2 separate regions of the Homo sapiens genome follow, and region 2 is linked to region 1. A link is an interaction called in ENCODE POLR2A ChIA-PET data of the cell type or tissue named here. Cell type or tissue: PC-9. All regions are shown on one strand.

Evidence for each region. Peaks named below come from ENCODE experiments on the same cell type or tissue, not always from the same donor. Only the 100,000 strongest peaks of a DNase experiment are listed, where the experiment ranks them.
Region 2: POLR2A ChIA-PET joins it to region 1 with 8 read pairs; 29 of 35 experiments call an interaction of 5 or more read pairs at or near these places.

What each region holds. Positions count from the first base shown.
Region 1 is chr7:6,092,813-6,097,812 of GRCh38, forward strand. It overlaps a transcript of USP42 not described here. Among named protein-coding and RNA genes, the nearest start is that of USP42, 9.6 kb to the right of the region's middle. In PC-9, no CTCF peak of the experiment used is centred here; no DNase peak of the experiment used is centred here; H3K27me3 peaks cover 376 bases.
Region 2 is chr7:6,013,095-6,018,094 of GRCh38, forward strand. It overlaps AIMP2 (aminoacyl tRNA synthetase complex interacting multifunctional protein 2), which reads left to right. Exons shown (of 4, transcript NM_006303.4): 2 at 2,052-2,258; 3 at 4,720-4,951. SNORA80D (small nucleolar RNA, H/ACA box 80D) reads left to right here and starts at 3,783; the gene lies at 3,783-3,917. RefSeq lists an enhancer at 2,732-2,831. In PC-9, no CTCF peak of the experiment used is centred here; no DNase peak of the experiment used is centred here; H3K27ac peaks cover 2,162 bases.

The DNA of each region.
Region 1 (5,000 bases):
AGATTAAATATATCCCTCCTTGAACACTTTCACACTTTAATGTCTTATGTTGGTGTGCAGGGAAGTGGTGTTAATCATCCATTAGGATAAACTTGGCTTAAGATAAATTAAAACAGCCTTTCATTTCATGAGAGTCTGAAGTAAGGTTCAGAGAACTTAACAGATAAATATAAGCTGGAGCTGGAATTTACATCTAGTGTGTCTGTTTCCAAACAGTGCTCTCTGTGACTGAGTCTCCGTGTGGGCTGCTGGGACAAGTCTATTGATTGGTGTCATCTGAGCACTCTGAGTAAACGGAAGGTACTCTTTCTTCCTTCCTTTCCTTTCCCTCCCTCTCTCCCTCCCTCCCTTCCCTTCCTTCCCTCCCTCTCTCCCTTCCTTCCTTCCCTTTCCTTCCTTTCTTCCTTCCTCCCTCCCTCCCTCTCTTCCTCCTTCCTTTCTTCCTTTCTTCCCTCCTTCCTTCTTTTCTTCTCTCTCTTTTTTTTTGCCTTGGGACCAAGTCTCACTCTGTTGCCCAGGCTGGAGTGCAGTGGCAGGATTTCAGCTCACTGCAACCTCCACCTCCCGAGTTCAAGTGATTCTCATGCCTCAGATTCCCGAGTAACTGGGACTACAGGCATGCACCACCATGCTCGGGTAACTTTTGTATTTTTTGATAGAAACCAAAACCATGTTGGCCAGGCTGGTCTCGAACTCCTGATCTCAAGCGATTCTCCCGCCTCAGCCTCTCAAAGTGCTGGGATTACAGGCATGTGCCTCTCTCTTTCTTTTCTCTTTTTTCTTTCTTTCACCTTGCTTCCCTCCTTCCCCCACCCCTCCCCTCTCCTTTCCTTACCTCTTTCTTCCTTTCTCTCTTTTTTTCTCTTCCTCTCCCTCTTTCTCTCCCCCTCCCTTCTTTACTTTTTTGTGGTAAAATATGGTAGGTACTTCTTTTGAATGTATTTTGTGACCAATCTATTTTTCACTGTTTATATATTTTCTTCTTTGTTTTTTTCATAGTGGTTGTAAAATCTATAAGAGTTAAAAGACCTTGTTCATGTTTGCTCTCAGGGTTTCAGAAAAAGGAGGATCAACTACAAGGTTATTTTGTTTTTTTAAGATGGAGTCTCACTCTGTCACCCAGGCTGGAGTGCATGGCGCGATGTGGGCTCACTGCAACCTCCACCTCCCGGGTTGAAGTGATTCTCCTTCCTCAGCCTCCTGAGTAGCTGGTGCGTGCCACCACACCCGGCTAATTTTTTTTGTATTTTTAGTAGAGACGGGGTTTCACCATGTTGGTCAGTCTGGTCTTGAACTCCTGACCTCGTGATCCACCTGCCTCAGCCTCCTGAAGTGCTGGGATTACAGGCATGAGCCACCATGCCCGGCCTGTTGTTTTTAAGACAGGGTCTTGCTTTGTCACCCAGGCTGGAGTGCCATCGTGCCATAATAGCTCACTGGACCCTTGACCTCCTGGGCTCAAGCGATCCTCCCACCTCAGCCTCCTTAGTAGCTGGGACTACAGGCATGCACCAGCACCTGGCTAATTTTTTATTTTTTGTAGAGTCAGGGTCTCCCTATATTGCCCAGGCTGGTCTTGAACTCTTAGCCTCAAGCGATCTTCCTTCCTCGGCCTCCTAAAGTGCTGGGATTACAGGCATGAGCCACTAAGCCCAGCCTGAGAGATTCTAAACACAACTCCATTCTGTTGTGGATGTAGAAGAACTCCAAAGGATGGAGTGGGTAGCGGTGGAATTAAGCTGGTGCTAGATGAGTCCTTGAGGATTATGTTTGCAGTAGTTCATTGTCACCTATGATGGTTCATCCAGTTTTTGCAGGGGTCAGACTGGTAAATTAAATGAGCAGATGATGGAGACACCAGCCTTGCATCCTTTAACCCTCTGAGCATGGCACTATTCTCTGCGATTTTCTCCCATCAACCTCCACCCTCAGCCCCACCAACTTACTCTTTTGGCCAGAGGGGGCAGTTTCAGGGCTTCCACTTGTTCCACTTGGCTTTTTTTTTTTTTTGGTCACCCAGGCTGGAGTACAGTGACGCAATCTCGGCTCATTGCAACCTCCGCCTCCCAGGTTCAAGCGATTCTCCTGCCTCAGCCTCCTGAGTAGCTGGGATTACAGGTGCTTGCCACCACATCTGGCTAATTTTTGTATTTTTAGTAGAGATGGAGTTTCGCCATGTTGGCCAGGCTGGTCTTGAACTCCTAACCTCAAGGGATCTGCCCGTCTGGGCCTCCCAAAGTGCTGGCATTATAGGTGTGAGCCACCGTGCCCAGCCCCACTTGGCTTTCTGTGCTACAATAGCTCTTAATGCTGTAAGTCAAGGAACCAGTTGCTAAGTATGACTATTTGAGTATCACATTTGGGAACCAGGGAATTGACCACTGTGGGCTCAGTGAACCCAGTGAGGGATGTGGGTCAGGACCAAAGGTATTAACTTGATCCCTTAGCAATAAGGGAACCCTGAGGGTGCTTTAGAGCTGCGTTAACTTGGACTCTGTAAGCAAAAGCCTGGAAATATCTGAGCAGACCCCTATTCCCCAGCATATAATTACGGAGTAAATTAAATGGCCAGAGGGGCCGGGTGTGGTGGCTCACGCCTGTAATCCCAGCACTTTGGCAGGTTGAGGCAGGCAGATCACGAAGTCAGGAGTTTGAGACCAGCCTCGCCAACATAGTGAAACCCCGTGTCTACTAAAAATACAAAAAATTAGCTGGGCGTGGTGGCAGGCACCTGTAATCCCAGCTACTTGGGAAGCTGAGGCAGGAGAATCACTTGAACCTGGGAGGCGGAGGTTGCAATGAGCTGAGATTGCGCCACTGCACTCCAGCCTGGGCAACAGTGCAAGACTCCGTCTAAAAAACAAAAAAAATGGCCAGAGGTCTCTTTGGGGCAGGACTTGGAAAATCCCTACTGTGTACACTTGCATGGGATCTGGCTTCTCCTTTACTGGATGGGTATTTCGATTTTTGTTTTTGAGACAGGGTCTCACTGTTACCCGGGCTGCAGTGGTGTGGTCACATCTCACTGCAGTCTACACCTCCCAGGCTCAAGCAATCCTCCTGCCTCAGCCTCCTGAGTAACTGGGACCACAGGTGCCACCATACTTGGCTTTTTTTTTTAATTTATTTTTTTGTAGAGACAGAGTCTTACTGTGCTCAGGTTGGTCTCGAATTCCTAGACTCAAATCATCCATCTGCCCCAGCTTCCCAAGCATTGGGATTCCAGGTCTGAGCCACCTCACCCAGCCTGGATGCATGTTTTGGAATTGAGAACTGGCTCAGGTGGGGGAATCTGGGCAGATGTTCGTGTTTTTCCACTGAGACAGCTAACCTCAGTCTTCTACACAACCAGGTTATTATAGACATATAGGTATACCTGGCCAGGCGTGGTGGCTCACGCCTGTAATCCCAGCACTTTGGGAGGCTGTGGTGGGCAGATCACTTGAGGCCAGCAGTTCGAGACCAGCTTATTACTTGGTGCCAGTAAGAACACTGGGAGTATTCTCCAAAGCAGAGTCTCCCCAAGGGAAAGTGACAGTAGGGTTTTATGGGGTGATGGAGAGGGGAGATGGGTGCATCATTGCATGGAGAGGAGGGATCCCAATGGTGCAGATGCAGTGAGTCATCCTGCCAGCCCATAGGTTGCATGTGATGGGAATGAAGCTATAACTTCTCACGGGATGGATACTTTAGCATGGTCATGCAGAGAGTTCACTCAGGTTCATCTGTACGTTGTTGGGGTCTGTCAGGAGCTGGTTTAAACTAACAAGGTGACTGCATTCCATCCAAGGTTTGGGGAAGAACAGGTGCAGAGCAGGAGGCTGTGAAACAGGCTGATTGCACAAGTTGATTAATCCCTGGAGATTAATCCCAAGTTCCTATAATCCCTGGAGATCCTCCTTGTCTGCTTACAATGATATATACTGTGCTTTTGTTGACAGCCTGTCTTGCCCTGTGTTTTATTAGCCATTGCCTTGGATCCCTGCAAGTCAGTGCCTCCCATCTGCTACTCTGGCTTGCTGCTCACTGTACCAATCATGCCCACCTTCTGCTGCGTAAGCACTGCTACCCAGTCTCTGACACTCCAGGATGCCATCATTTTCTTTCTTTCTTTCTTTTCTTTTTTTTTTTGAGACAGTCTTCCTCTGTCATCCATGCTGGAGTGCTGTGGCATGATCTTGGCTCCCGGGTTCAAGTGATTCTCTTGCCTCAGCCTCCCAAGTAGCTGTGACTACAGGCACATGCCACCATGCCTGGCTAATTTTGTATGTTTAGTAGAGACGGGCTGCTATCATCCTCTTTGCTACCAGACAGCCCAGTTCTGTAACAGCATCTCCTGTTATTAGCCCTGGCTTATACATGACAGCCACCTCGGGGTACCACTTTTCCAACACAGCTGATGCTGTCTCTGCCCTCCGTGGTCCTGGTAAAACGGTGTTTTCCAGGCCTTGTGATGGAATGTCACCAGCTGGTAGCATGCATTTTAGCATGTCCTCTTCCCTGAGAGTAGCACTCGCTTCCTCCAGTATCTGCCATGGAATTCATGGCATCTAAAATTAGGTCCCTGTGGGTCCTTTTTTTTTTTTTTTTTTTTTGGAGACAGGCTCATGCACTGTTGCCCTGAAGACAGAGCACAGGCTGAAGTGTGCCGTTGCATGATCATAGCTCACCGCAGCCTCCAATTCCTGGCCTCAAGTGATCCTCCCAGTTCAGTCTCCCAAAGTGTTGTGATTACAAGCATAAGCCACTGCGCCCAGCCATGTGGGTTATTTCTTTTTCTTTTCTTTTTTTTTTTCGAGACAGAGTCTTGCTCTGTCACCCAGGCTGGAGTGCAGTGGCACAATCTCAGCTCACTGCAAACTCCGCCTTCCGGGATCATGCCATTCTCCTGCCTCAGCCTCCCGAGTTGCTGTGACTACAGGCGGCCGCCACCATGCCCCGCTAATTTTTTGCATTTTTAGTAGAGGCGGGGTTTTACCATGTTAGCAAGGATGGTCTCG
Region 2 (5,000 bases), 80 kb before region 1:
TCGGACAGTGTGGCTAGAGCACAGGCAAAGGACGAAATTGGGTGAGGTAAGGTAGCCAGAGGCCAAATGATACAAAATGTCTGTGAAGCCATGTTAAATGTTTGACATTTTATCCTAAGCACCTAGCAGGTTAGCAAGGGGGAGACATTGACAATATCTGATTTTTTTTTTTTTTTTTTTTTTTTTGGAAACAGTCTCACTCTGCCGCCTAGGCTGGAGTGCAGTGGTGTGATCTCTGCTCACTGCAACCTCCGCCTCCCGGGTTCAAGCGATTCTCCTGCCTCAGCCTCCTGAATAGCTGGTATTACAGGCACCCACACCACACCTGGCTAATTTTTGTACTTTTAGTAGAGACGGGGTTTCACCATGTTGGCCAGGCTGGTCTCGAACTCCTGACCTCAGGTGATCTGCCCCTCTCGGCCTCCCAAAGTGCTAGGATTATAGGCATCAGTCAGCGCGCCCAGCCTTGAGTTTCTTTTTAAGTCTTTCCAGCTGCCATCTTAAAGGATGGTTTGCAGGGGTGGACTAGAATGGGTGCGAGGTGGAATAGGCTAGGTGAAGAATGGTGGCCTGGCCACGTGTGGTGGCTCACGGCTGTCTTCCCAGCACTTTGGGACCTGAGGTGGGAGGATGGCTTGAGGACAGGAGTTTGAGACCAGCCTGAGCAACATAGCGCAGTTCTTTGTCTCTACAAAAAAATTTAAAAATTAGCCAGGCTTGGTGGCACACACTTGTAGTCCCAGGCACTCAGGAGACTAAGGCAGGAGGATCACTTGAGCCCAGGAAGTCAAGGCTGCAGTGGGCCATGATCACACCCCTGCACTCCAGCCTGGGCAATAGAGTGAGACCCTGTCTCCAGGACAAAAAAAAAAAGACAAGAAAATGATTTGTGGAATTGATTACTTGGCCCCATGGACGTGCTTCCAAGCTAAAATAAAGTGTTTCAACCTGTGTTCCCTTTTCCCTATTTGTATAAATTACTCAGTTACATTCTCATTGCTACTTATTTAAGCAAAGTATTCTTAGTTTGTTAAGAACAAAGAACTACAAATTGTGTTCATTTTCTATCCTTCCCTGTTGTTAAGACTAAATTACCTGAAATAGGAACCATACAATTTCAGAGTGGCTTTTAGCCACAACTTTTATTTGTTGAAGCTTTTTTTTTTTTTTTTTTTTTTTTTGAGACGGTGTCTTGCTCTGTCGCCCAGGCTGGAGTTCAGTGGTGCGATCTTGGCTCACTGCAACCCCCGCCTCCCGGGTTCAAGCGATTCTCCTGCCTCAGCCTCCTGAGTAGCTGGGACTACAGGCATGCACTACCACACCTGGCTTATTTTTGTATTTTTAGTAGAAACAGGGTTTCACCATGTTGGCCAGGCTGGTCTCAAACTCTTGAAATCAGGTGATCCACCTGCCCTCAAGCCTCCCAAAGTGCTGGGATTACAGGTATGAGCCACCGCACCTGGCCTTGTTTTAAGCATTTGGGGATCAATTTGCAGGGACCTATTGGACTATGGGGAAAATGAGATGTTTCTGCTCCTGTATTTTAATGTCTTTTTCCTTTTTGTTTCTTTACTTTGTAATTAAGGCTTTGCAGACTTGCATCCCATAATGTCTTCTTTTATTTTTTTTTATTTTTATTTTTTGAGATGGAGTCTCACTCTGTCACCCAGGCTGGAGTGCAGTGGTGCCATCTCGGCTCACTGCAACCTCCACCTCCTGGGTTCAAGTGGTTCTCCTGCCTCACCCTCCCGAGTAGCTGGGATTACAGTTGCGTGCCACCATGCCAGGCTAATTTTTGTATTTCTAGTAGAGACGGGGTTTCACCATGTTGGCCAGGCTGGTCTTGAACTCCTGACGTCAGATGATCTGCCTACCTGGACCTCCCGAAGTGCTGGGATTACAGGCGTGAGCCACCACACCCAGCCCATAATGTCTTCTTTTAAAGGGTGGGAGGTTTGGTGAGTGCATGGCAAAGTAAGACAAGTGATCAAATTTAAACAACACTGGTCTGATGGGAGAGGAAATGAACATTTGGCTGTTGGTTTGTTTAGGAAGAGTCTAACCTGTCTCTGCAAGCTCTTGAGTCCCGCCAAGATGATATTTTAAAACGTCTGTATGAGTTGAAAGCTGCAGTTGATGGCCTCTCCAAGATGATTCAAACACCAGATGCAGACTTGGATGTAACCAACATAATCCAAGCGGATGAGCCCACGACTTTAACCACCAATGCGCTGGACTTGAATTCAGTGCTTGGGAAGGTAGGTTCGTTTTGAAAGCTGAAACGTTAGTAGGTACTGAGTGGTTAGTGCAGGGAAATTGTGCTGCTGTGATTAAAGCCTTAGCTTTCAGGCCGGGCGTGGTGGCTCACGCCTGTAATTCCAGCACTTTGGGAAGCCAAGGCGGGCAGATCATGAGGTCAGGAGATCGAGACCATCCTGGCCAACGTGGTGAAACCCCATTTCTACTAAAAATACAAAAAATTCGCCGGGCGTGGTGGCGGGCACCTGTAGTCCCAGCTACTCGGGAGGCTGAGGCAGGAGAATGGCATGAACCCGGGCAGCAGAGCTTGTGGTGAGCGGAGATCGCGCCACTACACTCCAGCCTGGGCGACAGAGCGAGACTCCGTCTCAAAACAAAAACAAAACTAGCTTTCTGGTTTTCAAAGGCAGAGCCAAGAGCATGTTCATATTTTTTTCTTCTCTAAATGAGTGTGCCTTTGCACAGAACAGAGTCCCAGGGCAGGAGTGAAGTCAAAACAAGCTCTAAAGCCTCCTCTTGACTTCTCAGAGCACGTAGAGGACAGGGAGGATCTGTAGGTAGAGAAGGAGTGGAAGAGAGTTACAGCCTCTGCCAGTCCGGGCATGGGTCCAGCAGCTTCTGAGCCCTGGAAGAACAGATCTCAGCTTGCTTGCTCAGTGTTCCCCAGAGGTTCAGCAGAGGCAGCCCGGACTCTCTCTGATCACAGGCCAACTTTCAGAACTGTGACTGCCCAAGTACAAAAATCCTACCCATCCTTTTGAAATGTACTGCTTAGGCCAGTCAGTCTCATATTTCAAATGCGTTTTGCTTGAACTCAGTTTGCTGTATTACAAGTAAGTTGCATCAGCCAGCTCTCATGATTGAAGTTTACAGGCTTCAGCTAATTTAGGGGAGAATCTGATATGCAAAGAAAGACCACCTCGTTTGTTAACCACAATGTGATATTTATTTGAGGATGCAAAAGGGTTTGTCCCAAGAATCCCTATCAATAGCCTCCTCTAGAATGGGTGATAGAATAGCACTACTTAAAGCCCTAAAAAATGCAAGCATTGTGGTGTCTCACCCAGGGCTGGGATATTTGGTAACCTCAGTACCTCTGCATTCATGTATTCCTTCCTCTGCTCCCTCATTCATTCAGTACTTGTTGGCATGCACTGAGGACTCAGATGAGGTGCAACCAGGCCCTCAGGGAGCCGGAGCCTAGCAGATGAGTTTTCGAGCATGCGCGGCTGAAATGACTGAGAAAAGACCCTGAGTCATTTCTCAGGGTGCTGGGGAGGTATCTCAGAGCATGTGGTGCTCAAGATGAATTTTGATACCTCAGAAGACCCAGCGTCAAGTAATACAATATGTTCAGGGAACTGCAAGGCATTCTGCCTAGGCCGACGTGTGGGATATTGGTCAGGAGTGGCAGGCGGGGTACAGAAAGCCAAGGAGTTTGGCCGTGAGTGTTCACATCAGTGCATTCATTATTACGAGTGAAAGCGTAGAATAAGAAAGTCTTTATCTAAAAAGGCTGTCATGCATGGGTTTGGATTATGACAGGCCCATCCCCCTGGACCTCTCATAGTGCCCCATGCCAGAGCAAACTGTGGCCCCGAACCATTGCCTGGCTTCTGTACCCGTGGGCCACTGGCACTGAAGAGGGTTACACAGTGGGAATAAACAAGGCTGTCAGTCTGAGCACTTCAGTTAACGCCTAGTATTTTAGCATCTCCCCATCCCTCATCATCAATGATATCTTGGGCCAACACCCCTTCTTAAGGGGTTCTTCATGGAAACATCTTAATGAACACAAATTGGCCGTGGTCAGCTGTTGGAAAGATTGAGTAGCTGGAATAACTGCAGGTTAAAAGGGACAAATAAAAGTGTCATTCCTAGGCCAGGCACCATGGCTCCCATCTGTAATCCCAGCATTTTGGGAGGCCAAGACGGACAGGTCATTTGAGGTCAGGAGTTCGAGAACAGCCTGGGCAACATGGCAAAACCCCATCTCTACTAAAAATTAAAAAAAAAAAAATTAGCTGGGCATGGTGACAGGCACCTGTAGTCCCAGCCACTTAGGAAGCTGAGGCAGGAGAATCGCTTGAACCTGTGGAGGCAGAGGTTGCAGTGAGCAGAGATCATCCACTGTACTCCAGCCTGTGTGACAGAGTGAGACTCTGTCTCAAAAAAAAAAAAAAAGTGTCATTCCTCATATGTTGTTTTATTTGACAGTAGAGTCAACTTTTTATTTGTTGGGGGTAAGGGGGTGGAGTCCGCTCATATCCCAGCTCCACTCCGTCCTGAGCGAGTGACCTTGGATAAGTTACTGGCTGCAACGTGGAGATGACGCTAGTGCCGTCTTCATGGAAGTGGCGGAGTCGGTTAGATAACCCTGGTTAGGTTCTTAGACTCGCGCCCGGCACAGTGGCACTCTCCGATGACTGTTATTCGTACATTGTCTTGGTCTTTCCCCAGGATTACGGGGCGCTGAAAGACATCGTGATCAACGCAAACCCGGCCTCCCCTCCCCTCTCCCTGCTTGTGCTGCACAGGCTGCTCTGTGAGCACTTCAGGGTCCTGTCCACGGTGCACACGCACTCCTCGGTCAAGAGCGTGCCTGAAAACCTTCTCAAGTGCTTTGGAGAACAGAATAAAAAACAGCCCCGCCAAGACTATCAGCTGGGATTCACTTTAATTTGGAAGAATGGTAAGTAGACGGGACTGAGTTCAACTTACACACAGCTGCCCCTTGAACA